Regions from separate parts of the Homo sapiens genome. Here region 2 is linked to region 1. A link is a loop called in an ENCODE intact Hi-C map of the cell type or tissue named here. Cell type or tissue: breast epithelium. All regions are shown on one strand. Each heading gives the region's core, and the rest is flanking DNA. Links, peaks and the distances in the headings are about the cores only. Region 1 overlaps SAR1A (secretion associated Ras related GTPase 1A). Region 2 has its middle 12 kb from the start of SGPL1.

The links. A loop is a pair of places that touch in the nucleus more often than their neighbours do. Peaks named below come from ENCODE experiments on the same cell type or tissue, not always from the same donor. Only the 100,000 strongest peaks of a DNase experiment are listed, where the experiment ranks them.
Region 2: it touches region 1 in a loop (22-fold over the local background); 3 of 110 quality-filtered maps call a loop at or near these places.

What each region holds. Positions count from the first base shown.
Region 1 is chr10:70,151,395-70,153,973 of GRCh38, forward strand. SAR1A (secretion associated Ras related GTPase 1A) reads right to left here. Exons shown (of 7, transcript NM_020150.5): 6 at 2,444-2,575; 7 at 1-1,198. The coding sequence ends at 1,082. Among named protein-coding and RNA genes, the nearest start is that of TYSND1, 6.0 kb to the left of the region's middle. In breast epithelium, for the core only: no CTCF peak of the experiment used is centred there; no DNase peak of the experiment used is centred there.
Region 2 is chr10:70,802,220-70,805,251 of GRCh38, forward strand. No RefSeq gene overlaps it. Among named protein-coding and RNA genes, the nearest start is that of SGPL1, 12 kb to the right of the region's middle. In breast epithelium, for the core only: no CTCF peak of the experiment used is centred there; DNase peaks (open chromatin) are centred at 1,762 and 2,052; H3K27ac peaks cover 641 bases.

The sequences.
Region 1 (2,579 bases), core at 80-2,579:
TGCAAATGGAAATTTTAAAGCCCACTGAATACATTTTTCATGGATCCAAACAAATGCTACAATACTTTTAAGTCCTCAACTCACAGAATTAAGAGCCCTTAAGCTGTTAACTTTGTCCTGTCTTCCTATTCAGAAAAATGTCCCCCTAGAATCTGTGCAAAAGTAACTGATGCACCTGCAGTATGTGACACGAGAGATGTTCTCAACTCTTTTATGAGGTCAAAGTCACTTTTGATAACTGAAAACGAAAAAGGAAGGTGCTATAGAGAGAAATTAAATTTCACAAAAGTATAAAAGCAAAGACTGGCTAAAATCTGTAACTTCATGAGTAAGAATAACAACAATAACCCATTCTATAATTAACTCCTCCACAGTGAACAATCTGCTACACATTCCTTGATGAGGAATGAACCTAGCTTACCACAGTGGAAACCTGCCACAACTGCAAGGCCGGGGTTCTGCCCCTTTTCTAGTTCTCTGTGCACAAGGTTATGCCACCTACTCCAAGGCAGTCAGAGAGACAGGTGAGCTCAGGGGAGCTTCTCTCACCAACCTGCTAACTCAGCAGGAGTAAGTTTACCCAAATGAGCTCTGGCCTCCATATCTGTTCATAATTTTATGAAGTATCTAAATGTCATTCATTAGTTTAAAAAAAAAAAAGAATAGAAAACTCTGGACCAAGTAAATTGTGAACTCAAAAAGTTAGGAGGGATACCAATTACATTAACAACGCTTTCTTTAAAAAATAGAATCACTTTCTTTTGAATCAACCACAGTGGTGAGACGTGTTTTTCTTTTCAGGTGCCCCATGATGGCATACAGCTTTACCCGGCAAATCCTGCCAGCTTCCAAGTCCCAGGATACTGACCTGCACCAGCACGTGGGGCAGCATTACCTCCCAACAGTGTGGAGAAGAGCACATGTCACCACTGGGCAATGAGAGAGTTGACAGAGACTCTTGGCTTCTCAACGCCAGACATGGTTGGAGAGCTTTCCTTGTTCTATTAGAAAAGTTCATGAGGAAGCTGTGAATAGGATCAGTCCAGAGAAGTAAAACTCTTTTATTTTCACCGTCCAAACATCAGTCAATATACTGGGAGAGCCAGCGGAAACCCTCGCCGTAACCTTGCCTCTTGAGCACACTGCACATGAACACTTCCATGGGGCGAGCATTCAGCTCCTTCAGGGTCACATTCCCCTAAAGGAGGCAAAACCAAGAAAGGCCTGTTAGCATCTCTGTGGTGGAAAAGATTGAAAGGACGATCATTACAATCATTTTATCCATTCCTTAAAAGCAAACCTAAGTAGGTATTAATTACAGAAATGTGGTCAAGGCCATATAGATGACTTCCCCAGGCTTCGTGTTTTCAGGATAGAATAAGCAGCACAGTTCTATTCCCAGCCTTTCTCTCTCTGAAGAGCATTTGCTTTGAACACCCAATATTTATCTGTAAAGTTATGGCAGCAAACCAAGAAAAAAGCCACTGGGACTTATGGAACCAGCATGCCCTCTGATGCAGAAAAGAGGTCTGGGACTGTTTAAAAATAAGGACATTCTCATTAACAAAAGCATGCAGAAATAAACACTCATAACAGGTGGCACTGAAGAAATGAAGAATTCATGTGTATTTAATACTGATGCAAAAGAGGAGAAATTAAATGAAAGAAAGGAAGTATTTCTATAAAGAAACCGATAATCAAGAAGAGGTGAGACTAAGGAACCATGTAAAAAAGTCAGAAAGTTATCACAGAAAAGGAAGATATTTAAAAACTAAATATGCCAAAACCCCAAGCTAAAAAGAACAGTAAGATTCCTGCTTAACTTTATCTGATCTAGATTTTCTCTCTCTCAAGCCTGCTTTTCTACAAGAGTCCTCCTTCCAATTGAAGACAGTAAAAACTATTGATTTGGAAGACTCAAGTTCTTTTTCTGGTTTTATCACTGACTTGCTGTGTAGACCTGAACAAATCACTCTCTGTTTCTTCCTCTGCAAAATGCGGCCAACAGTCCTACCTCTCTCAGCAAGAAGCAATGAGGATAATCAAGTGCTTTGATTTCAATGCTTGGAAAGTGATTGAAATGATTATTTTTCTTCATAACCTGCAAACTCCAGTCCAAAAAAAAAATTATTTTCTGGCTAAAAAGGGCTATTTCAAAAGCAATTTCTCAGAATCAAATTTGAAAGATAATCATAAACTCTTAGAAGAGTAAATCTGCCTTTTCTACCATTTCCTTCTTCCTCAAATACCTGATGAATGAATCCCATTTAAAACGTTAAAAAGAACACACTCCTGCCTCTAGTGAGCTTACAAAATACTCACAGTAAAACTAATCCTAAGCCTGTTTAAGCCTTTAAAAGAAAAGGGTAATCTAGATAGCGAAACATCATGTTTTAAAAACTGTTAATGTCCTTTATATGTAACCCAAATATTTTTCTCTTACCTTTCCTGTGGTCTGTCCATAAAGCCCAAATATCTCACGGAGTTTTTCTTCACTGATTGCATCTGTTCTGTCAATTTTGTTACCCAAGATAAGGATTGGCACATTGGATATTGTTTCATCAGTCATTAAAGCCTAA
Region 2 (3,032 bases), core at 317-2,816, 650 kb after region 1:
TTTTTTTTTCAGATTGGTTAATTTCTATCTCCCAGTTGACTGATTCTTTCCTCCACCTCCTCCATTCTGCTGTTAAGCCCATCCATTGACTTTTTATTTCAGTGATTGTATTTTGCAGTTCTAAAATCTCCATTTTGCTCTTTATAGCTTCCATGTCTTTGCTGAGGCTTCCTATTTTTTTCATTTGTTTTGTGTTCCTAAGTTCTCACTGAAGCAATTTTTAAAAAATCATGGCTGCTCTAAAATCTTTGTCAGATAATTACAATATCTCTGTCATTTCAGTGTTGGCATGTATTGTGTTTTTCTAGGAATTTTTCCATATCATCTACATTTTCAAATTTATTGCATAAAGACCATATCTTTGTTTCTAGGAACTATAGTGATATCTTCTTTTTCATTTTTGATATTGGACTGAATTTGTTCTCTCTCTCTTTCTCTCTCTCTCTTTCTCTCATCCCTTTCTCTCTTTTTTCTTTATCAATCCTGCCAGGGGTTATTATTTTTAGTAGTTATTTTTAACAAACCAATTTTTCATTTTGTTGATCCTCTTCATTATTACCTTCTACTTTCTTTAGGCTTAGTTTGCTATTGTTTTTATAATTTCTTGAGATAGATATTTACATCATTGACTTTCCTTCTTTTCAAATACGTTACATGTTTAAGGGCATCCCACAAGCTTGTCAAGTTTGTAGGAGACCAGTGCTTCCTTAGTATAGCTTTTTTTTTTTTTCAAACAGAGTCTCCCTCTGTTGCCCAGGCTGGAGTGTAGTGGTACGATCTCGACTCACTGCAACCTCTGCCTCCCAGGTTCAAGTGATTCTTCCGCCTCAGCCTCCCGAGTAGCTGGGACTACAGGCGTATGCCACCATGCCCAGCTGATTTTTTGTATTTTTTAGTAGAGATGGGGTTTCACTGTGTTAGCCAGGATGGTCTCGATCTCCTGACCTCATGATCCACCCGCCTTGGCCTCCCAAAGTTCTGGGATTATGGGCCTGAGCCACCATGCCTGGCCAGTGTAGCTTTAATTTGCATTTCTTTACTGAGTGAGGTTGACTTTTCATGTGTTTAAATGCTATTTGTATGCATTTTTGTGACCTTTGCTCATTTTTCTATTGGTTTGTTAGTTCGTATACGGATAGATGGATTCATGTATTAGAGAGATTATCGCTTTGTAATACGAGTAATTAAAATACTTTTTTTTAGTTTGTTGTTTTCCTATTGACTTTGCCTATGCAGTGAACTGTCTTGCTAAACTGCTACTGTGCTGAGGACTTGCTCACCTGCCTTTGGAGGTCAGAGAGGGTAGCTCATTTCAACTCACTCTGCTTTGGCGGGCTCTCATTTAACCTCATGAAAGAGTCCACAGAACGGAGGCCAGAAGCCTGGGCTCCAGAGTTACTCAGGCCTGCCATTCTCTATGTGACTTAAACCAAATTTTGACAACTCCTGACCTCAGTTTCCTCATCTGTAAAATAGAAATAATAATTCTTCTAACTTTATGTAGCTGTTTGATGATTAAATAAGATAATGCATATAAGATCATTTAGCACAGAGTGTGATCCACAGTAAAGGTATGATGCATAGTATTTGCTTTTTAATTATTAGTGTTTACCAAGATCAAGCTAATGTTGTGTGAATGGCTGCTGTTTTTTCCTGATGCCACTCCCCATCAGAGTACAGGAGAAAATCCTGTGACCACATGCTGTTGGCTCACCTGCTATGTCTTTTTTGCTTTGTGCATGGAGTTCTGGATTGCGGCCAGTACCATTGAGTGTTTTGATGAAGGTTGGCTGCTCCGAGAGTTTGAATTTTTGCCAGGCTCTTTGGGTACATCTATCATAGCATTCTTTGTGCCTTTATTGTCCTGAGCTCTGCATGACTAGCCTTCTGATGGTCTTTCAGAAAAGAGAAAAGGAAAGAATGGAGGCATGGTTAAAGACCCCACATGGCTCACTCACCTGTTTCCCCTGGGATGATCAAAGTTACCTAGTTACCTGTCATCTGACCAGGACTCACAGCTCTGGAGCTGACAGGTATAGACTGGTCTAAGCCAGCATTCAGGAAGGCCACCCAACTGGAAGAGCAGGCATCAGAGTAGAGAGAATAAGCCTGAGCTCTCCAGAACATCCAAGGTCATAGAACAAAGTGGCCTTAGGGGAACAAAACTGGGTCCCCATACCTAGTTCTCCTCCTGTACTCTCTCTTAGTACCCAATAATTCTTACAATTTTATATATCTCTTCTGCAAGCCTGTAAGTTCCAAGAGGTCAGAGACCACATTTGCCTTGTTCACTACCAAGAATAGGGCCTTGATCTATGTGGTGGTTACATGGGTGTGTTTGCTTTGTGTTAATTCATCAGGCTCTTGGTACAGTGCCTGATGCCTAGTATTCATTGAACGGATGAATAAGTGAGTCATAGAGTCTCAGGTATTTATTCAGATCATTCATCTACTACATGCTTGAATCCTTGCCTCATTCCTACCAAGGGTTTGTTAGCATTTATCATTTAAACACTTCTAATGACAACAAGCTCTCTACTGCTCAAGGCTGCCCGTTCATTTTCTGTTTAGGTCTCTTGCCTAGAAAGTTCTTCTTAATATTGAGCTGAAATATGCCTCCTTGAGGCTTCTGGTTAGTATTCTTGTTCTATCCTTTATGGCCACACGAATCAAGTCTGGGCCTTCTTCACCATGACAACTCTTCAGACATTTGTGGTTAGTTCTGACACCCACTTCTTTTCCAGGTAACCACAAAATCATTGATTAGACACACATTTGTTGAATGTCTGTAACACGGAATAGATTAGAGAACATACAGGTGAAAAGACATAATATCATCCTCGAGTGGTTACTGGTCTTGAGGGAGCCAGAGAAATTAAGACTTAATGTGCTAAGTGTTAGGGAAATGGAGACACAGGAAAAGAGAATTCGAGCCTACCTAGGGGTCTTGGGGAAGGTTGCAAAGTAGACCAAGGAGAGAAGGATGTTCCAAGAAAAGGGAATAGCACATGCAAAAGTCTGGAGCTATAAAA